Linked DNA regions of Homo sapiens: region 2 is linked to region 1. A link is a contact called in ENCODE Hi-C or POLR2A ChIA-PET data. All regions are on one chromosome and are shown on one strand. Each heading gives the region's core, a stretch centred on a gene start or an enhancer-like site at or near the end of the contact. The rest is flanking DNA. Distances are from core to core; before and after follow the strand shown. Region 1 overlaps POLR3E (RNA polymerase III subunit E). Region 2 overlaps CDR2 (cerebellar degeneration related protein 2).

Region 1 (7,069 bases), core at 2,948-5,447:
GGTGTGTTGCCTCCTACCTGTAATCCCAGTGCTTTGGGAGGCCGAGGCAGGCCCAGGAGTTCCAGACCAGCCTGGGCAACATAGTGAAATCCCTTCCCTACAAAAAATACAAACATTAGCTGGGCATGGTGGCACATCCCTTAGTCCCAGCTACTGAGGAAGCTGAGGTGGGAGGATTGCTTGAGCCTGGGAGGCGGAGGTTGCAGTAAGCTGAGATTCCGCCATTGCACTCCAGCCTGGGCAATAGAGCAAGACTCTGTCTTGAAAAAAAGCATATACAATAAAGATATATTTTTCATAAATTTATTTATTGATTTATTTTTTGGAGAGGGAGTCTCACTCTGTTGCCCAAGTTGGAGTGCAGTGGCTCAATCTTGGCTCACTGAAACCTCTGCCTTCCGGTTTCAAGCAGTTCTCCTGTCTCAGACTCCCGAGTAGCTGGGACTACAGGTGCACACACCACCATGCCCAGCTAATTTTTGTATTTTTAGTAGAGACAGGGTTTTTGCCATGTTGGCCAGGCTGGTCTCGAACTCCTGACCTCAGGTGATCCACCAGCCTTGGCCTCCCAGAGTGCTGGGATTATAGGCATGAGCCACTGTGCCCAGCCTTTTTTTTTTTTTTTTTTTTTTAATAAATTTAGTGTAGCCTAAGTGTGCAGTCTGTATGAAGTCTACAGTAGCGTGTAGTAATGTCATAGGCCTTCACATTCACTCACCACTCACTCATCCAGAGCAGCTTGTCCTATAAGCTGGTTTTAGTCTTTTATACTATACTTTTACTGTACCTTTTTTATGTTTAGGGTTTTTTGGGTGTGTTTTTTTGTTGTTGTTTGTTTTGGGGTTTTTTTTTTGGAGACCGGGTCTCACTCTGTCACCCAGGCTGGAGTACAGTGGTGATCATAGCTCACTGCAGCCTCTATCTCCTGAGCTCAAGCAATTGCCTTCCCTCAGTCTCCTGAGTAGCTAGGACTACAGGCCATGCCACCACATCTGGCTAATTTTTTAAAAAATTTTTTGTTGAGGTGGGGTCTTGCTATGTTGCCCAGGCTGGTCTCGAACTCCTGGGCTCAAGCGATCCTCTTGTCTCTGCCTCCCAGAGTTCTGGGATTACAGATATGAGCCACTGCACCCAGCCTAGGTATATTTAGATACACAAATACCATTCTGTTACAACTGCCTACAGTATTCAGGGGAGTAACATGCTGTACAGTGTGTAGCCTGGGAGCAATAGGCCATACCATAGAGCCGAGGCGTGTAGTAGGCTCTGCTATCTGGGTTTCTGTGAGTGCACTCTGCGATGTTTGCACAACGATGAAATCACCTAAGGATGAATTTCTCAGAACGTATCCCTATTGTTAAGTGATGTGTGGCTGTATGTGAAATGTCCAGAATAGGCAAATGTACAGAGGCAGAAAGTAGATTAGTGGCTACCAGGGACTAGTGGGAGAGTGGAGTGGGGACTGCCTGGTTCTTTTTGTGGTGATGAGAATGTTCTAAAATTGGTTGTGCTGGCTGCACAGCTTTGTGAATACGTTAAAATACATTGAATTATGGCCGGGAGTGGTGGCTCATGCCTGTAATCCCAGCACTTTTGGAGGCCGAAGTGGGCAGATCACCTGAGGTCAGGAGTTCGAGACCAGCCTGGCCAACATGATAAAATCTCATCTCTTCCAAAAAGTAGAAAAAATTAGCCAGGCGTGGTGGTGAGTGCCTGTAATCCCAGTTATGCAGGAGGCTGAGGCAGGAGAATCGCTTGAACTCAGGAGGCGGAGGTTGCAGTAAGCCGAGATCGCACCACTGAATATCCTGGGCAACAGAGTGAGACTCCATCTCAAAACAAAAATACATTGATTAGTATGCCTTAAATGAGTGGACTATATGGTACGTGAGTCTTGTCCCAAAGCTGGTAAAAAGTACAAGGCGCGGCCGGGCGCAGTGGCTCATACCTGTAATCCCAGGACTTTGGGAGGCCAAGACGGGCAGATCACAAGGTCAGGAGATCAAGACTATCCTGGCCAACATGGTGAAACACCATCTCTACTGAAATACAAAAAAATTTAGCTGGGCTTGGTGGCACACACCTGTAGTCCCAGCTACTTGGGAGGCTGAGGCAGGGGAATCACTTGAACCGGGGAGGTGGAGGTTGCACTGAGCCGAGATCATGGCACTGCACTCTGCACTCTGGCCTGGGTGACAGAGCGACACTCCATCTCAAAAAAAAAAAAAAAAAAAAAAAACAGTAAAGTGCTTAAGTATTTAGTCTCAAAAGCAATGAACGAAACTAATCTGAACACTTAGGAAACAAAATGGGATAGGATCAAAAGTAGTGTCATATAACTCGCGCGTTCTGTTTAGAACCCATGTCTCAAGCATGTAATTCTTGAAAGCCACATCCCTTGCAGCGGGAGGGAAAGTCATGATCTTTATCAGAGGCCATGTGGACACTCCACCCAGTTCTAGCAGGGCCTCTTCTCCAGCCACAGTGGCACTAGTGGACTTCCTAGTGGAACGGGTGGGATTTTGGCGGGAAAAGATGGAGGATAAGAAGGAGAGGAAATCCAGGTGTGTGGGGCGGGACAGTAAGGCTGAGCTGGCCGAGGCCTGGAGGGTAAACAGCAGGGCGAATTTGATGAGGATTAGCTGCCTAGTGTTGCAAAGCGAGCAGCTGGGGAGAGGGGCGTGGAACCAGACTGGGAGGTGGGACTGAAGGAAGTGGCTTCGAACAGAAGAGTCCAGGTTCCTGTCCTAGTCTGGGCTGTGTGCTTGCTGTGTCCAGCAGGCCAGGTGGAGGTGGGGATGGTCCCTGGCCTGGTGGTCCCAAGACTCTAGGATTGGGGGCTGCAGCGGGAATGGGAGGCGGTTTGATGGTGGGCCTAGGCCTTCACGGGACTTGGTGACTCTCTTGAGCCAAACTGGGTGGGTTTCTAGAGTTGAGTCCAAGCCCTTCTTCCTCCGCCAGGTGAGCTCCACCTGACACCTTTACATGGCATCCTGCAGCTGCGGCCCAGCTTCTCCTACCTGGATAAGGCTGACGCCAAGCACCGGGAGAGGGAGGCGGCCAACGAGGGTGAGCCCGGGATCCCCAGCCCTGCTGCCTGCCTGCCTTCATCCTGGTGGGATGGCTTGGTCCTGGGAAGAGGGATGGGATGATAGGATGTTTAGCAGGATCCCTGGCCTCTACCTACTAGATGCCAGAAGCACCCACCCCACAGTCGTGACAATCAAAAAGGTCACATTGCCCAGTATCCCCAGGGTAAAGGGGCAAAACTGTCCCCGATTGAGAACCACTGGCTTAGGCAGCTCCCTCTGCGAGGAGAACTCCCAGCACCCCGGCCTGAGGCTTCCCTGGCGGGTGGGGTTGAGAGAAGGGAGGTGGAGGCTCCCCAGGACTGCAGTCAGTGGCTTGTCTCTCTTGCAGCAGGGGACTCTTCACAGGATGAGGCGGAAGACGATGTTAAGCAGATCACGGTGAGCCCTGGCCCCTGGAGGAGGAGGGTGCTGCCTGGGCGGCAGCAGGACCAGAGACCAAGGGGTAGCGGGTCTTCACAGAATGCAGGTGGAGCAGACAGGGCCCATGCTTTTGAGCCTTCTTGCTGGGCTACCTGGAGGGAACAACCTGAGTTGTTCCAGCTATACACAAGATGGAAGCCCTGGCTGGATCCAGGAGATGTGTGCCTGGGGCTTGGCTAGAGTCACCTGGGAGCAGGAAGCTGGGGCCAGGAGCCCTGAGGACCCGCAGACCAGCTCTGCCATGAACCTGTATCTTAACAGAGCCAAAGTCAATTAACTGTGATTCTATCCTCTTTATGGGGCACGGATGAATAGTTTTCGTTTTAATAGTTATTCCTGAATTTTAAAGATTTTTCAAAGAATCTTAACCTTCCATTTATGGTTTGTAAAGTTTTCCCTATTTAAGCATATTTAGATTAAAATGAGTAGTACCAAAAGAAAAATGCTACACGTAGAATGATGATACACAAGTATGGCTAGAGAGTGGTGAGTGTTTGGAAGCCCTTGAGGACCGGGGAACACGGGCGTAATGGACATGGAGGTGGCGCAGGGAGCTCATCCTGTTCTCTCCGTAGCTTATTAGGACCTTAGAAACTCCCTTCCGCTCTGGGGAACTTAGAAAAGGCATCCTGGGCCTGTCTGCTTTAAGGACTCTGCTGGCTCTGGCGCCTGGGACTCTAATCCCCCTCAAGCCTCTGGGCTGGGCAGGCACGAGCAAGTATAAGCCGTTCCCTGGCGTGTGCAGGCAGCTCTGGGAGGGACACGGTTGGAACGGAATTTAAACGACCTGTGCTAGGAAAGGAAGGGAGAGTGGAAAACCCCTATACGGAGTTCTCTGGTCTTCTGGCAGGGGCTGAGACGGCAGTCCAGCAAGGGTCACAGGCCTGACGGTATGACCTCTTCCCCTTCCCACCGCAGGTGCGGTTCTCCCGGCCGGAGTCAGAGCAGGCCCGCCAGCGCCGTGTGCAGTCCTATGAGTTCCTGCAGAAGAAGCACGCAGAGGAGCCCTGGGTCCACCTGCATTACTATGGCCTGAGGGTGAGCGGGGCTTCGTGGGGTCCTGGGGGAAACACCTCGGTGCCCGGAAGGGTCATGGTGTGGCCTCCGTGTCTCACCTTGAACTTAAGTCAAATTCATGAGTCATAGCCACAGATAGAGGATCGAGTCCTGTGGGCAGTTTACACTTCACTCCAGCCGAGCCACTTAGCGTGGGCCCCAGGAGAGCAAGAGGAAAAGATGCGAGTCCTTGGTTCCCTGGGTGGGGTTTGGCCCCTGGGCATGGGCATCTTGCTGGGCTTGCAGTGGGGCTAGTGCCTGGTAACATATTTTCGCTGCAGCCCAGGCCCTAAACGCAGGCCAGATGCATTCTCCGGTTCTGTCCTAGAGGGTCGGTCATGTGTTGCCACCCCAGAGTTCCCAGCACCACCTGCCCAGGGGATTTTCTTACTGTGCTTGGTTTTCATCTGGTACGCTGACTTTATTTACTTTTATTTTTATTTATTTATTATTTATTTATTTATTGAGACAGTCTCATTCTGTCACCCAGGCTGGAGTGCAGTGGCTCGATCTCAGCTCACTGCAACCTCCGCCTCCCGGGTTCAAGTGATTCTTCTGCCTCAACCTCCCAGGTAGCTGGGACTACAGGCACCTGCTAATTTTTTTGTTTTTGTTTTTTTAGTAGAGATGGGGTTTTGCCATGTTGGCCAGGCTGGTCTCGAACTCCTGATTTCCAAGTGATCTGCCCACCTCAGGCTCCCTAAGTGCTGGGATTACAGGCGTGAGCCACGACCACCTGGCCCTGGTGCATTGATTTTAGAACCTAACCCTTGAAACTGTGTACTGAGTGAGGGATGCTTCCAAAGACACCATGGGCCAGGGCTCCCAATATTTTCTGGGGTGGGGAACAACTCCTGATTTCTCTGGAACCTTCTTGGAAGAGATTTGTGTTAACAGACCCTTAGACTCGGGGTCAAACTTCTAGACACTGCTGTTTCCTGCTGTGTGACCTTGGGCATGTTAGCTAACCTCTCTGAGCCTCAGTTTTCTTAATTATAAAATGAGAGTAGTAATAATAGTACCTACCTTGCCAAGTTATTTTGAGGGTGAGATGGGTTAGTATATTTACAGTCAGTGGAACAGAGTCCACCACATCCTAGATGCCCAGTGAATGTTAGCCATCATTTTGTCATTGCTGGTGGTGTACCTGTGTTACAGACAAGGCATCGAGGCTTGGGGGCTGGGGCTGGGCAGGTCATAAGGCCAGGAAGATGAGTGGCTGAGGCCACGTCAGAGGCCTTGGGTGCCGTGCTCAGGAGGTTGGATGTGGTCCTGTGGCTGGCCATGGAGTGGAAGACGGGAGGCCTTGGGGGAGGGGGCCCAGGCCAGGGCCATCAGCTGAGGCTCCTCTCACACCCTGCCCTCCTCCAACAGGACAGTCGCTCTGAGCATGAGCGTCAGTACCTGCTGTGCCCCGGCTCAAGCGGGGTGGAGAACACGGAGCTCGTCAAGTCACCCAGGTGGGATGGGCTGGGCCAGCATGCAAACTGGATGCCTGCCCAGGGTCCCCAGGGGTCCTTGGTGTGGATCCTCCCAGAGGACTGTGGCCCCTCCTGTAGCATGAGGGTGGAGCCCATTGTCCCCTGGAGAAGGCCAGGAGGGTGGGCCTGGAAAGAGATGGTCCACTTTTCTGCAGGGGCTCAGGGCTGCTGGGGGAGGGCGGGGGTGGGCTGTCTGCACCCTCTCCCCAGACCCTCACTTGGGTGGCTGGTGAGGAGGGTCCAGCCTGGATCAGCCCTGAGCCTCTGCCCCTGCCATGTCCCTGCAGTGAGTACCTGATGATGCTGATGCCACCCAGCCAGGAGGAGGAGAAGTGAGTAGAGGCGGCAGGACACCCTCTCCCTTTCCGGGCTGGCTGCCTCTAACCCGTCCCCTCTGCTTTTCCCAGAGACAAGCCTGTGGCCCCCAGCAACGTCCTGTCGATGGCCCAGCTGCGCACGCTGCCCCTGGCCGATCAGATCAAGATCCTGATGAAGAATGGTGGGTGCCTACCCCCTGCCCACCCGGGGGCCCCAGTCCCAGTGGCTCCTGAGGAATGGACTCTGTGGGACAGTGAGGACCAGGGGACAAGGCCAGAGGCCCCTGCTGCCCACAGCCTGCCCAGCTTTGCAGCTGCATCCTTGTCTGGAAAGATAACGCAGGACGGCAGTGCGGCCAGCTCCCGCAGGCAGCCCGGGTTCCCGTGAATGTAGGACAGTAGTGTGTCTGGCCCCCACAGGCGGGCTCGGGTTCCTGTGCCATGCTCACCACTTGTCTGCCATGCTCTTGGGCAGGTCATGAACCTTTCTGAGGCTTTGTTTGTTTTTCTGTGAAAAGAGACTAATGATAGTTCCTGGGGGCCAATGTGAGGAATCAGAGAGAGGAGGCTTCTAAAGTACAGGGCCTTGCAGGCGAACACGGACTAGGGGCTTTTTGTTGTTGTTGTTGTTGTTGTTGTTGTTTTTTTTTTTAAGGTTTTTTTAAAGGTTTTAAAGGTTTTTTTTAAAGGTTTTGCTGTGTAA
Region 2 (6,813 bases), core at 1,386-3,885, 34 kb after region 1:
AATCTTTCTCGCGATATTTGTTGGAAGAAAAAAAGTGAACAGTTGGTTATAAGAGCGAAATGGCTTATATTGAAAGTAAGACACAGATCCATCTGTTCATTTTCATAGGTAGCTTTATTTGGTTTTTAGAAAAATATATACAATAATCGGAACATCAGTTCTTAAATAGTTTTAAGTTAAAAGAATGCAAGTGAGAGGATGTTTCCACAGTCAGATCAATACTGCTTAATAAAGTAGATAGGAATTTCTGCAACAAGTCAAAACATTTACAGGAATGGTAAGAACTCTGCAAGAGCAGCTTGTGGCTGGCAAGTCAGCCAGCTCAGAAAACAGGTAGGAAGGGAAGGGGTTTGATCTTTCCCCTTTAGTTTGAATTTGAGAAAGTGATAAAAGATTTACATATTCACCTATCCTAAAGGCTAGAGCTTTGAGTAAAAACATTAGAATACAGGGATGGAGGCCCTCTAGGGCATATGCTAACAAGCTAACTTATATCAAACAAAAATTTGCCATCTCAATTTGGTATTCAGTTGGATTTGGATATATTAGGATTACCTGTCAGTCACAGTTCAACTAGTTCAGATATAACAAAACTCAAGGACTTGGAGTATTGGTTAATGACATTTCTTTTGGATTAGACCCCTGCTTTCTCTCGAACATTCTTCGTAATGAATTCACAGTATTCAAACTGTTTGCAAAGATATTTGAGTTTGACAGCCTTCTGACTTTCATCGTTTTGAGAAGTTGCGCAAGGAAGCAATAGGAATTGCCTTAGCTTTGTTCTAACTCGACCCTTTTCCCCCATACTGTAGTAACTCCAGGCCTACTTCTCCAGAAGTATAGCTCTTCCCTCCACTGGTCCTTTTCAGGAACTGAAGTCTAATCAGCGCGCCAGCCAGAGGCCAGTTTGTCATGGGATTTCCTGGGGAGCTTAAATGGAAGTGGATCAGAGAACTGATACCACTAGCCACCTCCTTTCCTCGTTGTATGCATTTGCTAAATAAGCAAAGCAATGAGGCAAACGTCATGAGTAACATTAGGCTTCAGAGTCTACAAACACTTGTCTGAATGGGAGAGAGAGGCGATAGGCAATAGGCAAATTAGTAGTAGAGCTAGAGGTTCAATTAAGAATGAGAGGAGAGTGATCGGTATTTTGTTCTCTGTTCATCTATTTCCTGCTTAGTTTTCTTGATGCAACTAAAGATCTCCTTAAACAACGCTTTGTATTCTGGAGGTGTTGTAGGGGAACTCACGGGCTCTGGGTTGACAGAGGCCAGTTCCCAGCCGCTGGCAACAGGCTCAGACTGGGCGTTCACTCCAGTCAGGTCCTTGGCTGCAGCCCTGGAGGTCTGCACAGCCTTGTGTGACAGGGAGTCCTGTTCCTCTTGGCACTTCTTCAGCAACTCTTCATACTTCACCTTCAGGGCGCTGTACTGCGTGTCCACTTCGTGCAGAAGGGAGATGCCCCTCTGTTTCACAGCCTTGGCCCTCCTGATGCAGGTCTCCTCGTGGCCCTTCACGATGTCACTCCCTGCCAAGCTGCTGAGGATCGTCTCACTGCTGCTGCGCTTGAGAGGCTTTCTATGTGATTCCGGCACAGTCAGGAACATCTCTTCCAGCAGGCTCTGGCTGGGCTCTTTGAAAGGAACATACAGAGAGTCTGGCACCAGCTTCTCAACTCCATTCACAAATGGATGCTCTGACTGCAACATCTGTCGCATCTCTGCCACCTCGGCCTCTAGTTCCAGCGCCCGTGCTCGGTAGGCACCTGTGGCCCCCAGCTGCTGCTCCAGTTCACTGTTCTCCTTTAACACGAGCCCATATTCCTCCTCCATAGTCACCCGCTTCTGCCGCTCCAGGCTCAGCTGGGCCTGCAACATTGTCACTGTTTTTTTCAAGTGCTCATTTTCCTCTTCATCAGGGCTTGGCTGACCTTGCAAGGAAGTGATCTTCTCAGCGAACACATGATCATACACGAAGTGTCTAGGGAAAAAAATATTGAAAGAATATATTACACAGGTCCACTGAAAATGACGAGAGGAAGACTGGTGATTTTTTTTCAACTAAATAAATTTGAGGAGCTGTGACAGTGACTAATTTTTTTTTCTTTTTTTTTGAGACGGAGTCTCACTTTGTCGCCAGGCTGGAGTGCAGTGAAGCGATCTCAGCTCATTGCAACCTCAGCCTCCCAGGTTCAAGCGATTCTCCTGCCTCAGCCTCCCGAGTAACTGGGATTTTAGACATGCGCCACCACGCCCAGCTAATTTTGTATTTTTAGTAGAGACGGGGTTTCTCCATGTTGGTCAGGCTGGTCTCGAACTCCCAACCTCAGGTGATCCTCCTGCCTTAGCCTCCCAAAGTGCTGGGATTACAGACGTAAGCCACCACACCCGGCCAACAGTGATTGGTTTTTAGCCACACTTGGAGCAGTGGCTAAAATGGAATTGTGTGAGGCTGGTAAATAAACACATGAAAGCAAACTCAATTTTTGTGACAAATCTTTTTTTAATGTTAAAAGTACTAGAGAACATCTATTCTAGCAGTATGACAATGACCTCACAAGGGAAACCTTAAAAAGTACTGGTGCCTGGGTCCCAACCCACAGATTCCAACCTAGTTGGTCTGCTACCTGGCCTGAGGGTTTCTAAAGGCTCTCCAAATGATTCATAATATGTAACTACGATTGAATCACTACAGCAAATTACTGTTGCTGTGGTGATTTTTAACCAGGAATGTTCATCAGAATTGCCTGGGCAGCTTTTTACCCGCACCTAGAAATTCTGATTTAGGCCTGAGGAAATGTGTTGGTATTTGCATTTTGAAAAACCCCACAGGTGATCTGATGTACAGCCAAGGTTGAGACCCACCAAATGAACCACCTGGTTTCTCCTGCTCAGTCTGAAGCACCTTGACTATTTATTTGTGTTTTTATTTGCTTATCTGCCGTTCCGTTAGACTGAAAGCTCACAGGGGTAGAAACTATTTTGCTCGCCAACCCTTGGGTCTAGCATACAGCTTGCCACACAAGTGTTCCATAAATACTTCTTAAAGATTCAGACTTATAACTCTAAATTATAAAGGTACTTCTTTAAGCAAAAAATCTCCTGTTCGCTTGAATTTTTGTTTTACCAGTATTTCTGTTTTTCTTCACTCTAATGTAAAACACAACTCCCAAATCTAGTCTATCAGAATTCATCTTAAACTATGATTTAATACATTAAAAACACTGAAATAAGTGTTCCAAGACTTTCAAAATGAGAACTACTAATATCTAAGAACTCTGTAATTTATATGTTTAAGTGATTTTGTTCAAACCAATGGTAGCTTAATAGCTAAGTGACTTTTCTTAAAATGGTACTTTCAATCTACTGGAAATCAGAATGTGCCAATGACATGAGACAGTCCCTGCTGTAACTCCACAGAAAGGCAGGCTCTTACTGGCGGAGGTCATACAGCTCCTTCAGACATGCAAAGCTGGGTGCCGGTTTCTCCTGGTCACACTTTCCCGGGCTCCTTCTCCCTTGGCCAGATGACTTCAGCTCCTCCACTTGGCTCTGGAGGTGATCAATGTTGGTTTGCAGGCATTCAATCGTTTCAGTCAGGCTGTGAGGAACAGACAGAAGCCACTGCTGCTTGTCATATTGAATCAAGGGCAAAAGCGGTGAGGAGAGATTAGGTGCAAACCACTCACACTGGGCTTTCTTAATTGGAAAGGATGTCTATTTAATCTCCATTCTCCAAAAAGAATTAAATTAAACCTTATCCCATATTGACCCAAACCCACTGCAGCCATGTTCTATTCTAGTTTATACTAAAGAACTTCCCCCTAGTCCTTCCTTGTCAGATTCTAGAAAATTTACCTCAGAATCTTTTGCTGTGAGGCCTTGCTGTCAGCAACTAGCTTTTGATTTGTTTCTTCCAGTTCCCTTGCTGTGACGTCTAATTGTTCATAAACCTTTGCATGTTGTTCGTTCATCTGCCGTAGAAGTTCCACTTGCTTCGTCAGATACTGTAAGAGAAGATCAGGACCAGGTGACACAAACAGATAAGATACCTGCTGTTTCTTGGCTGGCTGCGGTGGCTCACGCCTGTAATCCCAGCACTTTGGGAGGCCAAGACGTGTGGATCACCTGAGGTTAGGAATTCGAGACCAGCCTGACCAACATGCTGAAACCCCGTCTCCACTAAAAATACAAAAATTAGCCAGGTGTGGTGGCACACGCCTGTAATCCCAGCTACTTGGGAGGCTGAGGCAGGAAAATTGCTTGAACCTGGAAGACAGAGGTTGCAATGAGCCGAGATGGCGCCATTGCACTCCAGCCTGGGCAACAAGAATGAAACTCCATCTCAAAAAAAAAAAAAAGATACCTGCTGTTCTGCTGTTCCAACACCAATTCTCCGATTGTCAGCACCAACTCTTGTTGGGGTGGGGCTGACATAGAGTCTCCATCTCTGGGCTCACTGGCCTCCCAGCACTGCCCAGAAGCTCCTTTAGACCCATTTCAGTTTTCTCCAGGTCTTCTCTCACATCAGCATGATTGATTCAATTATTGGCCATTGGTGACTGAACTCAAGCTCCAACCCTTCCCTCTATCCAGAGGTTGTGGGGCTGGGACTGATAGATCTAACCCTCTAATCATGTGGTTGCCTTCTCTGGTGACCAGACCTCAACCTATCAGGAAATTCCAAGGGTTTTAGGAGTTCTATGCCAGAAACCAGGGACAAAGACCAAATATATAATTTTTATTATACCACAATACCATATGTTTATTTTAAGAAAAGAAGAAATTAAACTCCCTGTCTTCATAAGAAATGAGCACAGGCTGTCCTTTATATGCTTAGCTCCTCTAATGCTCACCAATACCCCAGTGCATTGTGAGGCTAATTTTCCAAAGCATATACCATGCATAAAATTAATATTCAACTAAAAAATCTAAAGTGAGACATAACAATCCCTTAAGACAAAAAACATGGAACATGTGATCAAAGTTTAAGCAAAAACATCATGTTTAACAGAAATAAAGCCTAACGTGGAGGATTTTTAAAAAAAATTATACTCTAAGTTCTAGGGTACATGTGCACAATGTGCAGGTTTGATACATAGGTATACATGTGACATGTTGGTTTGCTGCACCCATCAACTCATCATTTACATTAGGTATTTCTCCTAATGCTATCCCCACCCCGACAGGCCCCAGTGTGTGATGTTCCCCACCCTGTGCCCAAATGATCTCGTTGTTCAATTCCCACCTATGAGTGAGAACATGCAGTGTTTGGTTTTCTGTCCTTGTGATAGTTTGCTGAGAATGATGGTTTCCGGCTTCATCCATGTCCCTGCAAAGGACATGAACTCATCCTTTTTTATGGCTGCATAGTATTCCATGGTGTACATGTGCCACATTTTCTTAATCCAGTCTATCAACTGATGGACATTTGGGTTGGTTCCAAGTCTTTGCTATTGTGAATAGTGCCGCAATAAACATACGTGTGCATGCGTCTTTATAGCAGCATGATTTATGATACTTTGGGTACATACCCAGTAATGGGACTGCTGGGTCAAATGGTAATTCTAGTTCTAGATCCTTGAGGAATTGACACCCTGTCTTCCACAATGGTTGAACTAATTTACACTCCCACCAACAGTGTAAAACGTTCCTATTTCTATGTGGAGGATCTTAATTTGGAAAAAAAAATCAATCTCTTTCTCTGAATGAGGCATTCTGGACCAAAAAAAATGAAAAGTATGTTGCTTTGACGAGAAATATATTTTAGCTTAATATGCTTCAAAGACTCCTGTTATTTTTAATTTTATGAGAGTTTTATCACCATTATCCTCCTTATTCACGAGAAATTTATCAGATGATTTATTCTGGTCCTGCTAAGACTGCTTCCTAAATGGCCAAGGATAAAGGGGAATAATCCCAACCTTAATGCCGCAGTGTAAGTCACCTTGATTCCCTCCCTGCTCAGCTCTACCTGAAGACACTAAAACACAGTATATATTCCAAAGGAAAAAGTCACAGTATTTCCCTGGACAGAACCAGAAAGAGGGGAGAAATGGTTTGAAGCTTACTGATGATCAAACTGTAAAAGACTCAGAACTTGACTTTAAAAACACTCTTCTTGGCCAGGCATGGTGGCTCACACCTGTAATCCCAACACTTTGGGAGGCCAAAACAGGCAGATTGCTTAAGGCAGGCCAGGAGTTCAAGACCAGCCTGGCCAACATGACAAAAACCCACCTCTAATAAAAATACAAAAATTAGTCCGGCGTGGTGGCACGCGCCTGTAATCCCACGTACTCAGGAGGCTGAGGCATGAGAATCTTTTGAACGTGGGAGGTGAACGTTGCAGTGAACCGAGATCGTGCCACTGCACTACAGCCTGGGTGACAGAGACTGTCTCAAACACAACACAACACACTCTTCTTGAGGCTTTTTCTACAACTCTAGAAGGATTTGCAAGGCTAACAAACAATGGGCTAAATGACACTCAACGGGCCCTTAAAGTGTTGAAAAAAGCATATATGGCTTTTTTTTTTTCAAATCCATTTACATAACTCAGCAGCAAAGAGTTGAACAAACACTTAACCTAACTTCAACTTTCTCATCTGAAACTCTTGAAGTCAAAAGTGTTTTGGAAAATTCTTTAAATTTTAGAAAGACAACATGGCGCTCATACCTGACACACAGCTGACACCTTATAATACCTGTGAGGTCTGGGCAGCACCCTGTAATCAAGCATTAATATTTCTGCATCAAAAAGTATGAACTAAGACTATAAACAGCCTCACATCAGTTCAGGTAAAGATCT

The links. Hi-C counts contacts between places; a loop is a spot of excess contacts on that map. ChIA-PET counts read pairs that join two places held with the same protein, here RNA polymerase II (POLR2A). Pooled maps may share reads with other maps.
Region 2: a map of mammary epithelial cell shows a loop between it and region 1 (3-fold over the local background). The contact joins two enhancer-like sites. A Hi-C loop is called at or near these places in 7 of 168 maps with a recorded cell type or tissue (CD4-positive, alpha-beta T cell, CD4-positive, alpha-beta memory T cell, CD8-positive, alpha-beta T cell and 4 more), 3 of 37 single-sample maps with no recorded cell type and 8 of 50 pooled maps. POLR2A ChIA-PET finds 5 or more read pairs at or near these places in 11 of 52 experiments (CD4-positive, alpha-beta T cell, CD4-positive, alpha-beta memory T cell, Caco-2 and 7 more).

Annotation. Positions count from the first base shown.
Region 1 is chr16:22,310,659-22,317,727 of GRCh38, forward strand. It overlaps POLR3E (RNA polymerase III subunit E), which reads left to right. Exons shown (of 21, transcript NM_018119.4): 7 at 2,962-3,069; 8 at 3,421-3,470; 9 at 4,431-4,550; 10 at 5,943-6,028; 11 at 6,337-6,381; 12 at 6,457-6,548. Among named protein-coding and RNA genes, the nearest start is that of POLR3E, 17 kb to the left of the region's middle. Within about 2 kb of position 4,198, at least 3 of the 41 ENCODE cell types and tissues checked have a DNase peak (open chromatin) inside an H3K27ac peak, as active enhancers do; they include mammary epithelial cell, where a contact is called at or near this core.
Region 2 is chr16:22,345,841-22,352,653 of GRCh38, forward strand. CDR2 (cerebellar degeneration related protein 2) reads right to left here. Exons shown (of 5, transcript NM_001802.2): 3 at 3,861-4,009; 4 at 3,439-3,603; 5 at 96-1,983. The coding sequence ends at 1,125. Among named protein-coding and RNA genes, the nearest start is that of CDR2, 25 kb to the right of the region's middle. RefSeq lists an enhancer at 1,037-1,537. Within about 2 kb of position 2,636, at least 2 of the 41 ENCODE cell types and tissues checked have a DNase peak (open chromatin) inside an H3K27ac peak, as active enhancers do; they include mammary epithelial cell, where a contact is called at or near this core.